5 separate regions of the Homo sapiens genome follow, and regions 1, 3, 4 and 5 are each linked to region 2. The links are chromatin contacts, found by Hi-C or POLR2A ChIA-PET in ENCODE. All regions are on one chromosome and are shown on one strand. The core of a region is the stretch at or near the end of the contact, and the rest is flanking DNA. Distances in the headings are between cores, read along the strand shown. Region 1 overlaps STIM2 (stromal interaction molecule 2). Region 2 holds the start of LINC02357 (long intergenic non-protein coding RNA 2357). Region 3 overlaps STIM2 (stromal interaction molecule 2). Region 4 overlaps TBC1D19 (TBC1 domain family member 19). Region 5 has its middle 34 kb from the start of STIM2-AS1.

Region 1 (2,700 bases), core at 1-2,500, 820 kb after region 2:
TCATTTAGTCCTCACAAGCTTATGGGGTAGATCCGTATCTTATAGGTAATGTAACGGAGACCCAGAGAGGTTAAACACGAGTTCACAGAACTGGCAAGTGGGTGAGACAGAATTCTCACAACAAGATTCACATCCTTAACCAGTACTCTTGCCTCTTGAGTAATTGAACCTTGACTCCTTTGAATTATAAAACTTGCTTTATTTCAAACATTTTGGAGTCAAATTATTTCTAAAACGTGTGACTTATTTCTCTACTTTCTTAATCAGAATGTATTGGGTACAGTTAATGGGTACAATATTAGGGTTAGTACACATGCAAAAACACAGATACTCTTAAGGATTGTTGATTTGTGTTCCACTGTTCATGTTCAACCTTATTTTTCATGGTTTTGAATTGCTGTAATATCTAGTTTTCCAAAAGCTTTTTACTTAAATACAGTATAACAGTACAGGAAAGGGCTCAAATCATCAGTATACAGCTCATTTCAACCATTTTTAACAAAGTGAATACTCACATGTTATTAGCACCCAGATCGAGAAACATAATGTTGCCTTTACCCAGAAGTCCTTCATGTCCTCTTGAAATCAGTATGTGCCTTTGCCTAAGGTTAACCACTGTCCTTACTTTAATACCATAGATTTGCTTCCCTATTTTTGAATGTGAATAAATGGAGTCATCAGCATATGATTGTATCAGCTTATTTACTGGACAGCTGTCATTTTATTTTTTGGTATCTGCTAAGACTGGAAAATAGGGGTATCAAGGCTTGAATTGTAAATCTTGATGGTATGAAGGATCCTCCTTTAACTAAAGCATGTAGGATTTTAATGTGTGATATTTGTGACATAGTTTTCATTTCTGACTATTTTTTCAGGTTTATGTTTTGCCTGGGTGAATTCAGAATGTAACTTTCAGATATACAAATTGTTTACCTTGGTTACCAGGCTATGTAGTTTATAAGAGCAGTAAAACTGAAAATATAGCATTCAGTGCTAGTTGTATTATGAGAATGAAGCCAAATTTAGCACCTCAGGTTATATATATATATATATATATATATATATATATATATATATATATATATATATGTATATGTCTATTCATGTAAATATGCAGTGTTGATTTATCCTAATTACTGAGACATTCCATTATGGCTTATTGAAAATTACATATAAACCTTATTTTAAATCTGATTTTTAGATACTTGAGTTTTAAGAAGCTGATCACCATGCGCCAGTTCCTCTTATTTGACAAACAAGGAAGTTGTGGCTATGTGAGCTCATAATTTGAGGTTCAGTGGAACAGAGGAGAACTGTGACGGGCAGAACATTTACTTTCATATTCTCTGTAAAACCAAATCAGTGAGAAGGATGCAAGGAGAACTAGGACAGTATATGAACTTTTTCCTTCTTAAAGCTTTTTCTGTGTAGGAGCATATTCATATAACTGAGAAGATTGTTTGAAATTTTAGCTTAAGGCTAATATATTATTTCAATATATACTCATTGAACACTTACAGATATTGTTGTAGGTATTGGAGCAATGAAGAAAACGATGAGCTTAATTTCACTGAGGATAAGACAGTTAACAAGTAGACAAATATTTATCAGGAGATGATAAATGCAATGAAGGAAAATAAAATAGGTGAGAAGGTAGAGAATGTTAGGGAAAGTATATGTGTGTTTGCTGTTATTTAAGGTGGTCAGGGAAATCTTCATAGTTGACATTTGACAAGAGAGAAGGGAGAGACAGAGGGATGAGACCCTTCAGGTGGAGAGAATGGCATGTGCATGGGCCCTGATGGATACCATTGTTGGATTTTTGGAGAAACTTCCAGGAGACCACAGGGCTGGTGTAGAGTAAGCAATGGAGAGAGTAATAGATAGATCAGAGAGGTTGTCTGGGCTAGAATGTACAGTCTTGTAGACATCATCTACAAGATGTGAGGACATTGTCATTGTATGTCATGTACTCTGAGATGGGGAGCTACTGCAGGGTTTTTGAGAAGTGTGACATGATTTGATTTATGTTTGGAAATGATCACTTCAGCTCTTTCACTGAAATGACACTCTAGAAGGTCTAGTCTTAGAGCAGGGAGACCAATTAGTAGGCTTTTGTCCGGGGAGAGAAAGTGCTAGAGCTCCCTTGTTAGCTATGGAGGTGGTAATAGGTGGTATAGGTGGAGCTATATGTGGATGCTAAATACAGTGAAAGCCCTTCTGTTCTGTTGTCCTGAAAATCAAGTTCATTGTTATATGAACTTTATTGTGAAGTAAAGACATAAAAGCTTATGCCTTTATAGGATATAATTTAAAGAGCTAGGAAATTGGAACAACCCGTAGTGTTCAACTGCTGAATGTTACAAGATACAATAAGCACCAAACCAAATAATTAAACTTTTTTTTTTTTTTTTTTTTTTTTGCCTCTTGCCTTGTCCGTGATCCCTTTAAAACTTAGAATTTATTTGAGCTTTTTTTCTTTACTGTTTTGTTTGATGTTGCTTTCATTTTCTACTTGGGTTAAGATGTATCTTGCTAATAATCTAAGATCACACCGTGCTGTTACAGAATTACAGACTTTGATTGAACTCAAGGAAGTGGACAAAGCCTAAAGCTCAAACTGTCTGCTAATTACAGGAACTTCTCCGGTGTATCCCTTATAGACTGTCATTCATTAGCTCCTCAGATACTTTGGGTGGT
Region 2 (2,753 bases), core at 83-2,582:
GATTAGGGCCCCCTCTAACAGTGTTTCCATCTGAATAAATGGGAATGCTGCCCGCTCAACCCTACAAGAATTTAATTAGTTTGGTTGTTGGCAGGTCCCCCAAAGATGAAAAGAGCAAGAGATTCCACTGTCTCATCCAAGCCAGTGTCCTCTCCGGCCCAGACCCAGTCAAGAGCCCCCTAACTAGTCCTGCTAAGTAAGCCCACTCTGACCCCGCCAGCACATTCTATGATAGAGAGATCCATTTAAAAATGCAATCTCATTCCATCACTTCCCTTGTCAAGCATTCTCAATCGCTTTCTCAATCAATGCTAGGACTCAGATTTTAGCCCCCAGGGCCCACGTCTGGCTTCTGCTGGCTCGTCCAGCCTCATCCAGGCCCTTTCTGCCTTTCTGTGCCCAGTCACACCAGGGCTTAGGCAGTCCTTTGAGTGTGGGGAGCTCCTGCCCACCTCTGCCTAGCTGGCATCTTTGCTGGGAGACCATATCTTCCTTCCCCACCTCCCACCTGTACTCAACTTTGCTCCTATGTTCTCAAGGTTTCTTATTTTTCTCCCCTGTGGGCTTACCCCTGCCTCCCCCAGTGGGATATCAGCTCCATGAGGGCAAGAACTGTGTTTTATTTACCTCTTCATTCCCAGTACTGACCACGGTGCCTGAGCGGCATGTAATAGAGAGTTGACAAACTTTTTAAAAATGACAATCTTTTTTTTTTTTTTTTTTTTTGAGACAGAGTTTCGCTCTTGTTGCCCAGGCTAGAGTGCAATGGCATGATCTCGGCTCACCACAACTTCCGCCTCCTGGGTTCAAGCAATTCTCCTGCCTCAGCCTTCCGAGTAGCTGGGATTACAGGCATGCACTACCACGCCCGGCTAATTTTGTATTTTAGTAGAGACTGGGATTCCTCCATGTTGGTCAGGCTGGTCTCGAACTCCCGACCTCAGGTGATCCGCCCGCCTTAGCCAAAATGCTGGGATTACAAGTGTGAGCCACCACACCCAGCCTCAAAAATGGCAATCTTTTATTATATTGGAATTGCACATGAAGAGCTCTGTTTTTGCCAAGGGAGATGGAGTGGAAGTTGGTTTATCCATTTGATTGCTGTAGACTCAATTATTCAAAGGGCAAATGCAGATCTGCCTATTCCTTCAGAATATTATGCTGTCAGGAGTTATTTCCCTTAATCTTAATGTTCCCTTTATGTCCTTCAAACTCCTTCTCAATTAGAAGATGCTGTTTATTACTTCCTTATCCATGAAGCCTCAGGCTTCTTTGGTGGTTATTATGTCACAGAGAGGAATCTTGTCAAAATCAAATGGAATGGAGGCAATCGGGGGAAAACGATTTTATTTTTCATCTGATTACCATCATTTTCTCTCTCTCTCTCGGGTCTAAGAGTGGGATGGATGTAGGAAGAGGAAGGAGTTGTCCTAATATGGGTTACTGAAATGTTATTGGCCCATGTTAAATACAGAAATGGAGGGTTTAGAAATGTTTAAGGTGATTTTACTTTGCCACAGTGTCCAAGCACCTGATCAATGATCCTGTCTTGATGAAGAGGGCAGTGGTGAGCATTTGGGGTGCTGTTGAATTTGTGTGGTGGCTCACACACACTAGGACCACATATCCTCCCTCAAAATTTTGGAAATTTTAAAAAACTCATCCTTAACTGCAGAGAGTTTATAAAATATGTTGTCAAAGATAACATAGCCCTAGTCACATGGTAAGGAAAAGCCAACATTCAAGAAATGCTTGGAAACTGAGAAATGTTAAAGGCAGGAGTACAAAGGAGGTGAAGAGAATGGTCACTGTAGGTTGAGGTGAAACAGGAAGTCGATCCTTGGAGATGAATCCTCAGAGGGTCTTGAAAAAAAAAGTTGGCAAATATTAAGGGGTAGAAGGATGTTTCAAGAGAGAGGAAGCCGTGAGCGAAGGCATGGAGGCCTATGCAGAAGATGTGAAGGCCATGCACATTATTTGCTGATTGAAATAGAAAGGTCAAGAGTCTGGGTTCTACCATTTGGCAACCGTCCTAATGATAATTGATTCAAGTAAGAACACTAATGGATGCTAAGGAGTGGGCAAGTTTGAGAAATAACAGACTATTTAGATAGTCTCAAAGTATCCGCCCTCCAGATTCTTAATGACAAAGCAAAACTAATAACCCTCCAATGATAAAACCTAGCAGATACCACCTTAACTAACTGATCAGTTAGTGTTACAAGAGATGAGAAAAATCCACAGCATTTGCCTCCTGATGTGATGCACTGGGGAAAACACAACAACACAACATCATATTTGTGTTATTCCTGCAAAAAAAAAATAGCATAACCTAAATCTACTCATGAGGAAACATCACGCAAATGTCACTTGAAAAACATTCTACAAAATAGCTGGTCCGTATTCTTCAAAAATGTCAATATCATGAAAGACAAAGATTGAGGAAGTGTTGCAGATTAAAGGAGACTGCAGACACGTGACAACTGAATGCAATGCATGATGTGGGATTATCTTTTGCTTTAAAGCAAAATGCTGTTCTTTAAAGGACAGTATTGGGACAATTGGTGAAATCTGAATAAGGCCTGTTTACTAGATAAAGGTATTGTATCAATGTTAATTTCCTGAATTTTGTCATTGTACATTCAGAGAATGTTCTTATTTTTAGGAAATACACACTGAAATATGTAAAGGGACATTGTGTCTCAAACAGTTCAGAAAAAATATAATACTAGTGAGGATGCAGATGTGGAGAT
Region 3 (2,802 bases), core at 215-2,714, 920 kb after region 2:
CCAAATAGCTGGAAGATAATTATAATGGTTCCAACATGGAGAAAAGATAAATGTTTGAGGTGATGGATATCTCAGTTACCCTGATTTGATCATCACACATTGTATACGTGTATCAAAATACCATATGTACTCCCAACATATGTATAACATCAATTTAAAAAAGAGAATCTGAGCTGTAGTTAAATAATGTGGCTATGATATTATCCTGAATCAGTGGCACAGCTGGGAGTAAAATCAGGTCTGTTTCCATTCCAGAGTTCTTTTCATTAGTCTTAGAATAAATTGCCAAAAATCCCTTTGAGACACTGACCTGTAGCACTGGCCACAACTTCAAGCAGAAACAATATAAGTTAACATTTTAGAAGCTGGCATTTCTGTAGCTCTGCAGATTGGGAAAGATACCTTTAAAAGGAATGGTGTATCTCTCTCTGCTTGCCCTCTGATGGAAGTGTTGTTTAGCAACAGCATCTATAAAAGATCAGTGAGAGGCAGGTAATAAGGAACCAGATAATTCTTAAATGAGTAATTCTTTTACCATCAAGAATTTCTTATGTAATGAAAAATCGCTTGTACCCCAAAAGCTATTGAAATTTAGAAAATGTTAAAAAAGAATTTCTTATACATACAAATCCTTGTCTCACCATTAAAATGTAAAATTAGATTTTCATAAGACTTATTAATTAAACATGTTCTACGTCATTCAACAGCATCCAACAAATAATTTGTTGAGTGCCTTTATACCAAGTGCTAGGGTTAGAGTGATGAGCAGAAGACTTATACTTTACTGAAATAAACAGTTGTTGAAGTAACAATCATACAGATAAGTAGTTATAGTTATTTAAATGCTATGCATAAAAGCTACTAAGGGATTAATAATCAGGGGCTGGGTGTGGTGTCTCATACCTGTAATCTCAGCACTTTGAGAGGCAGAGGAGTTCAAGAGATCAGCCTATGCAACATAGCAAGACCCTATCTCTACAAAAAAAGGAAAAAAAAGGTTATATAGTAATGTTCAGAAAGGTTCACTTGAAGAATTAAAGTTTTAGCTGAGATATGAAGGTTTAATGAAACAAAAAGGTGGAGGGATAGCAAAAAGGAGCTTATACTCAGCAAACAGCACGTACAGAGGCCCTGAAGAAGGACATAGTATGATCTGTCCTAAGAAATGAAAGACAACTAGAGTATTTGGAACAGAGAATGCTAATAAAAAATGCAAGTCCTGGTCATGAGAAGAGAAGTGAAGGTGTTTACTAAGTATCACCAAGGAAACCACAGCAAAAGGAGAAGTGAATCTCCCCCCAAAATAAATGGTTCTGTTAGATCTGTTGTTTTAAAGATTCGTTGTCAAGACCACTACAATTTTCAATTTGCTAAGCAGAGTATTACTAAGATTTGGGCAGTTTTAATATGTTCTTTTTCATTTGATTTTTCTTCCTTTCTGTACTGACTTACTGGAAATTGTGGGATGACTTTGATGTGCTGAAGTGTTTAGATCAGGAATTTTCACTGTTGAACAGTCATAGAGAGAATCTTATCTTGTTTTCTTGGCTGGGGATTTTGTGTGGGCGTGTGAGGTACAGCTGCACCATGAGTTTTTTGGCAGTGAGGACAGGGCAATTCTCAATGCAGTTCATCTTGAATAGGAAGAAACTTAAGAGTAAAAAGTCTACTTTGAATGCACTAAATTCAGTGGAAAACACCCAGGGCCTGAACCTTCAGCTGACATCCTGTTACTTGGTTAAATGGATACAGCAGCCTCAGGCCCATGTCCAGGTTTTATGGTAGGAACACATGAAGGGGAGAACAGTCAAGGCTTTGTTTCAATATAAAACTATCAGTTACCACATCTAGTTTTAAATGTTTTTGGTTTTTGTTTGTGGTTTATTTAAGCTTTTTCTCTAAAGAACACTTAATAAAAAAGGCAGATTGATGGAAACCTAGCTTTGCTTGCAAGTATGAATTCATATTTTTATGTAGCTTATCAGAAAGATTTTTTTCAGATTTATTTATATACAGATGGATTCCCAGATCTGCTTTTATTGCTCACGTTTTCTTCACTCTCCCTTGATCTCTTCTGTAGTCTATAAGCATTAACCCTCAAATTAAATGCAGACAGTATAGAACTATTCATTTGTAAGCACACTTACATCCTTCCCTTTGCATAAACTCATCATTACTCTTCATAAGCAGAAACCTCTGAACTGCGTCCAGCGCTTAACTGCTTGTTTATATCTTTACTGTTATTTAGTATTACTACTTTCAGAGTAGTATAAAGTTTTGTTCTGTGAACAGTTTGCCTGAGTTCAAATCCAGTCCTGCTGCTTACTTTGTTGGTTCCATTAGCTTTTTAGTTTTTAACTTCCAAAATAAAGATAATTATGTTAGAACCTCGTAAGTTTTTTTTAAGACTTAAGAAAATGCATACAAAGGACTTAATTTAAAATAAATATCCAGGAGAAGAGATGCTAGTTATTTTATTCTTGATTTAGGTCCAGTCTTCTAGAATCTATTAATAGCTGTCTTTTCTGGTTGATGTCATTTAGTCTAAAGATCATCTGTATGTTGGTGACTTCCCACCAATACCTCTGTTCCTAACCTCACTTTTTCCTAAGCTCCAGACTTGCAGATCTGACTGCTGCTCTATTATCTACACTTAAATGTCAAATGCATACTTCAAACATAACGTGTCTTAAAACAACTTTTGATCTCTGTCACCGGCCCCTGCTCGTTTCCCCAATCTTTTCCTCCCCATTCTTTTCTATCTCAGTTAATGGTAGCACCCTCTGTACTTTTGGCTTTTGT
Region 4 (2,700 bases), core at 13-2,512, 670 kb after region 2:
GAAGTAAATAATATATTATCTCTAGTGCTGTAGAAAAGTCTACAAAGCACTCAGTGTAGTTAGTGCTTGGCTCCTCGCAGGTGTTCAGTAAATAAATGGCCGTTGTTGTTATAATTATAATCATCATTCTTCTTTGTTAGTGAAAATCAAGTATTGATTTGTCACTTGTTTGCCAATTTCATATTTGGCTAATTATCAGTTATAATAGTACATATTTTCTTTGTATTCAATAAAATGATCCTTTGGCCTACAATATAAGAATCAAGGAAAAGCATATATTTAGGAGTTGAACATTTTAATCTGTTCTCTTTTGGCTGTTCCTTTATCATATCTTTTTTTTCCCTTCCCATAAACCTGACTAAGAGCAGTATTTATTTTATTTCAGTTATGCTTTTTTTCCCCCTTTGGACCTGCTGTGGGTAACATGACTGCTACTCCAGGTGAAACATTCAATTGGAATATATGTCAGGGCTACTAAATTTCCCCAAAGAGGCAACTGTATTATTGCTATGAAATTAAATAGCTGTTCTTTATCCCCCCATTCTAAGCCTATATATTCCTATTTCACCTTCCTCCATCTCCAGTTTTGCTTTCATACATCGCTAGTGAAAGTTGGCAAATCACAGAATTCCAGGATGTTACAGATAAACAAATGAAGCAACACCAGTTATCCTGGGTTTCTTATCTCTAAGAGAACTTGATTTTGTTCTTATCTTACTTTAATATTTAATCTGGAATAATCAGAAATATGACCAATAATTAAGATTAATAATTCTTTTCTGGCCGGGCGTGGTGGCTCACGCCTGTAATCCCAGCACTTTGGGAGGCCGAGGCGGGTGGATCATGAGGTCAGGAGATCGAGACCATCCTGGCTAACAAGGTGAAACCCCGTCTCTACTAAAAATACAAAAAATTAGCCTGGCGCGGTGGCGGGCGCCTGTAGTCCCAGCTACTCGGGAGGCTGAGGCAGGAGAATGGCGTGAACCCGGGAAGCGGAGCTTGCAGTGAGCCGAGATTGCGCCACTACAGTCCGCAGTCCGGCCTGGGCGACAGAGCGAGACTCTGTCTCAAAAAAAAAAAAAAAAAAAAAAAAGATTAATAATTCTTTTCTGATATTCAGTTCTAAGTATCATATTTCTATGCTCATATTCTATGCCATTTTATGCTTCAGAGTTTAAAAAAACTGGCTGCATAGCACACACCCATGGTGTTCTCCCTGTGCAGAGCACTGAAGCCTGGCACTGGGCAACTCTGGGTATTTCTTGTCTATCTCTATGCTGGTGGCCCTGGGTATTCTTTTTCAGCGAATTGATTGAGCCAGGCCTGCCTCTGTCCTTTTTTTTTTTTTTATTCAGAGGAGTAAAAACTTACGGGCAGTCACCACCTTTTTTGGCTTGCAGCTAGACTGAACTATTTGGAACCATGACAGTCTTTTTTTCTTTAGAAACACAAAAAGAGGATTAAAACTTCCTTACAAAGATAAACTCTGAGGAATGCTAAGCTGCAGGAAAGACTTTATTCAGAGTTGTCAAATAATAAATGTACTTGAAAAACTATCTGCTTAAATTGGTTTTGTACTTTACAAATAATGCCCTTTTAAAAACAGTAGATTTTAGTTTTAAAAAATATGTGTATACTAAGTAATCAAACATTCTTGTTCAATAACTTCTGAAGCAAATTTAAAGCAGCTAGCTGCTAGTCTTTTCCTGGGGGTAGATTTCAAAGAAAGAGTGAGAAAAGCAGGCAGTATTTTCCCTAGTGAGTGAGGCTGGAGGGGAAGGGACATATGGAGGGAGAGTGAAGGTGGCTATATAGCACTAGGGAAATAACTGGAAACTGGAATGCATTCAGATAAAAACTAATTTTGCTGGGGCTAAGTAATCATAGTGGCTTGCAAAGTAGCAAGTTTTCTGTAAGGTGATATTTTCCTTGGACTCTCCAAATATTATATACTGGTTTATGTGGGGAGCATATTGTGTAAAAAGGGAGGCTCTTTAGCACATCTGTATGTGTGAGTATATATAAAGAGGATAAAGTTTATCTCTAAACACAATGTTAGAGATTCTTTAATACATTTCATGTTTTTGACTCTTAAACAGTATAAAGAAAATTTATGTTGATAGTTTCTCATTTTCCATTTGAATAATTTGTTGGCATAGTTAATTTTTAAATATTAAAATATCTATTTCTCTTATGATTCATTATTGTATCCAGGGTATTGTGTCACTCTGTCTGCTGTTTGAAACTCTTCTTCAAACTTATCTTCCCCAACTCTTTTATCATCTACGAGAAATTGGGGCTCAACCGTGAGTACTTTTCTCTCCTAATTGAAGAATAGATAGTTTCACAGAAAGCTCTTTTTTCCTCATTGCAGAGCACTTGCAAATACGTAATTTTTCAGAGACATTAAGCTAACAGTTTTCCTAATAAAACTATAATTATCAATTAGTAAATTGTAATAACATTGTTCCAAAAATTCTTGAAAGAATTACCAAAATCCTAATAAAGTCTTATTTACTAGGATTTTTGTGTCTGGTACAAGAATCACCAAAATGAACCAATTTCTATTCATAACGAAAGGTGTCAGCCAAAACTGAAGCAAACATTTGTGGAAACAAATACTACCTGAGAAACATGATCATACTAAACTTAATTCAATATAGGCCACATTTATCAGAGAATAACCTATGAAAACTATAA
Region 5 (2,700 bases), core at 29-2,528, 760 kb after region 2:
ATCCAGGCCATAGTGAATGTAGTTTGGTTGGAAACACTCATTGTTCACTGTTTTGAAGATTTGCTGCCAATTTTCTCTATCAGTGACCTGCCACAAATTAGTTAAGTAGCATGATCTGAGAGGTGCTATTGTGTGGTTATACTAGTTAAGTAAAAGGGGTTTGGAGCCAGACTTTTGGGTGCAACTCCCAGCCCTACCACTTAGTTGTGTGACATCAGAAAAATTACTTAAAAATCTCTGTGCCTCATTTTTCTCAACTGTAAAACAGGGTTAATAGTATCTCCTTCATAGAATTGTTATAATATCAGTAGGATGAATAAGGCCATTGAAACAGGGCCTGGTCCAAGTTAAGCCTGCAATAAACATTAACTATTAGTAATGGCATATGAAAATAGCTAAGCTGGCCGGGCATGGTGGCTCACGCCTGTAATCCCAGCAGTTTGGGAGGCTTAGGCGGGCGAATCATTTGAGGTCAGGAGTTCAAGACCAACCTGGGCAACATGGCGAAACCCCATCTCTACTAAAAATACAAAAATTAGCCAGGCTTGGTGGCATGCACCTGTAATCCCAGCTACACAGGAGGCTGAGACAGGAGAATTGCTTGAACCCAGGAGGCAGAAGTTGCAGTGAGCTGAGATCGTGCCATTGCACTCCAGCCTTGGTGACAGAAAGAGACCTTGTCTCAAAAATAAAAAGTGAAAAAAAAATTCAAAGATCATATTTTTGTAATAAAAGAACAATTTAATTCCCACTGCACATAGGACTTCGCATTCTGCCTGCCCATTGTTTAACTCTAGTATCAGGGAATTCCTGCCCAGCTGCTGGATACATATTCAGTGACAGCAATAATCATGAATAGAAGGATATTTCAAACAGTTTAAAGTTGATTTATATTTGTGCCCTTACTGTCTGCTCATAGTAGGTGAACATTATTTAGAGGGGGGAAAAATAAGTGTCATTATTACTAAGTTTTAAATTCTAAACAAAGAGATCATTCTTATTAAGATATTAGAGCTGTTACAAACATAAAATGCTTCTCATCTCTCTCCAATATACCTTTCAAAATTCTCTCTTTGAAAATCATTGTTATAGATGATGTCCGCGTGTATTTTGTTAGATTGAGTTTAGATCAATATTCCACAACCCTAACAATGAATAGAGTCCAGTAAAGTTTGGCCTAATGGCATTTCAAGGTCTATAACTGTTGGCGAGCAGGAAAGACTACTGTTTTAACTTCATGAGGGTTACTGCCCCGGTGGCGGGTGGATGTTTATAATGGTTCCGGGTGTGGGTGGTGACGTAGATTCAGAGCATGGAGGAAAGTGAAGTGCTATTAGCAATAAAAGATAAACCCTTCCAGAAATAATAACTGTTATGAAACCGGAAAGAACCTCCCAGCCGTGCAGTTCAACCCCCTACTGAGATATGAGGCGAGGCAAGTCTCTCCCCTAAACTGGTTACATAATATTTTTTTCCTCAGGAGGTTTCACTACCTCTTTTATAAACTGTTAATGTGTTTATTGAATCGTATCATGGAGAAAGGAAACTAATGATTAACTTTTAACCATGATAGCTTGGCCTTGCCATGATACTTCTGGTGAACTGATGGAGACTGCTCTTCCATAGCCTTTCCTGGCTCCTTAACACAAATTCAATCACAGTAAGTGGCAAATGCTTATAAAGATGGAAAACACTTTATTTTCATCTTCACTTAATTAAAACAGCCAACTTTAAAGGTATTACTGTTTCAGGAATCTCTCTTCTTCATCACCAAATCTATCCTTTGGGTCAAAATCATCAGGCATTGGCAGGCACAGTGACTCACGCCTGCAATCCAATCATTTTGGGAGGCCAAGGGAGGCAGATCACTTGAGGCCAGGAGTTCAAGACCAGCCTGGCCAACATGGAGAAACCTCGTCTCTACTAAAATACAAAAATTAGTCAGGCATGGTGGCAGACGCCTGCAGTTCCAACTACGCAGGAGGCTGAGGCATGAGAATTGCTTGAATCTCGGAGGCAGAGGTTGCAGTGAGCCAAGATTGCACTACTGCACTCCAGCCTGGGCGAGAGAGCAAGACTGTCTCAAAACAAAACAAAACAAAATCAGGCTGGCACTCACCTACTCAGCCCTAACTTCAAGCAAATGTTTTTGAGGATGGAACCAATTTATTAGAGCTTTCTTTTTTTGTTTTTTGTTTTGTTTTTTTTTTTTTGATAGGGTCTTGCGATGACACTCAGGCTAGAATGCAGTGCCTATTTACAGGTGCAATAATGCACACTGCAGCCTCGAACTCCTGGGCTCAAGCAATCCTTCTGCCTCAGCTTCCTGGGTAGGTGTGAATACAGGCATGTGTGCCGCTGTGCCCAGCTATTTTATTAGGCTTTGAGATTAACGTAGGCCACCTGACAAATCCATATCTGAAAATACTTAAAATAGCTTTGAAATGGTTCCTCTAAGATCTCGTTTGGCAGATGCTTTGACAGCTATGGGGTTAAAGGGTAGATGGAAACTGTCCAGAACCGCCAGTCAGAACTCCCCAGCTCTGGCCCTGACTCTGGCTTTCCTTAGGCGTGTAGTCCCCAGGAGGCTTATGAAGTGCTCTGAGCCTTGATTTCCCCTTCTATTAAATGGGCTTGTCAGAGGACCAACAGGCTGTGAGTTTGAACACAAGGGATGCCCATTCTGATCACCACCCTTAG

Evidence for each region. A loop is a pair of places that touch in the nucleus more often than their neighbours do. ChIA-PET counts read pairs that join two places held with the same protein, here RNA polymerase II (POLR2A). Pooled maps may share reads with other maps.
Region 1: a loop to region 2 is called in a map of naive thymus-derived CD4-positive, alpha-beta T cell, with 2.6 times the contacts of the local background. The contact joins the enhancer-like site here to the promoter of LINC02357 in region 2. A Hi-C loop is called at or near these places in 1 of 168 maps with a recorded cell type or tissue (naive thymus-derived CD4-positive, alpha-beta T cell), 5 of 37 single-sample maps with no recorded cell type and 12 of 50 pooled maps. POLR2A ChIA-PET finds 5 or more read pairs at or near these places in 2 of 52 experiments (activated CD8-positive, alpha-beta memory T cell and activated T-cell).
Region 3: a loop to region 2 is called in a map with no recorded cell type, with 2.8 times the contacts of the local background. The contact joins the enhancer-like site here to the promoter of LINC02357 in region 2. A Hi-C loop is called at or near these places in 7 of 37 single-sample maps with no recorded cell type and 11 of 50 pooled maps.
Region 4: a pooled map shows a loop between it and region 2 (2.3-fold over the local background). The contact joins the enhancer-like site here to the promoter of LINC02357 in region 2. A Hi-C loop is called at or near these places in 3 of 37 single-sample maps with no recorded cell type and 5 of 50 pooled maps. POLR2A ChIA-PET finds 5 or more read pairs at or near these places in 2 of 52 experiments (PC-3 and activated T-cell).
Region 5: a pooled map shows a loop between it and region 2 (2.5-fold over the local background). The contact joins the enhancer-like site here to the promoter of LINC02357 in region 2. A Hi-C loop is called at or near these places in 7 of 37 single-sample maps with no recorded cell type and 5 of 50 pooled maps.

The regions. Positions count from the first base shown.
Region 1 is chr4:26,884,786-26,887,485 of GRCh38, forward strand. All of the region lies in intron 1 of STIM2 (stromal interaction molecule 2), which reads left to right. Among named protein-coding and RNA genes, the nearest start is that of STIM2, 25 kb to the left of the region's middle. Within about 2 kb of position 1,251, at least 9 of the 41 ENCODE cell types and tissues checked have a DNase peak (open chromatin) inside an H3K27ac peak, as active enhancers do.
Region 2 is chr4:26,069,422-26,072,174 of GRCh38, forward strand. It overlaps LINC02357 (long intergenic non-protein coding RNA 2357), which reads left to right and starts at 1,333. Exons shown (of 3, transcript XR_925506.3): 1 at 1,333-2,599.
Region 3 is chr4:26,991,552-26,994,353 of GRCh38, forward strand. All of the region lies in intron 3 of STIM2 (stromal interaction molecule 2), which reads left to right. Among named protein-coding and RNA genes, the nearest start is that of STIM2, 130 kb to the left of the region's middle. Within about 2 kb of position 1,465, at least 11 of the 41 ENCODE cell types and tissues checked have a DNase peak (open chromatin) inside an H3K27ac peak, as active enhancers do.
Region 4 is chr4:26,740,294-26,742,993 of GRCh38, forward strand. TBC1D19 (TBC1 domain family member 19) reads left to right here. Exons shown (of 21, transcript NM_018317.4): 18 at 2,215-2,306. Among named protein-coding and RNA genes, the nearest start is that of STIM2-AS1, 120 kb to the right of the region's middle. Within about 2 kb of position 1,263, at least 3 of the 41 ENCODE cell types and tissues checked have a DNase peak (open chromatin) inside an H3K27ac peak, as active enhancers do.
Region 5 is chr4:26,825,518-26,828,217 of GRCh38, forward strand. It overlaps a transcript of TBC1D19 not described here. Among named protein-coding and RNA genes, the nearest start is that of STIM2-AS1, 34 kb to the right of the region's middle. Within about 2 kb of position 1,279, at least 8 of the 41 ENCODE cell types and tissues checked have a DNase peak (open chromatin) inside an H3K27ac peak, as active enhancers do.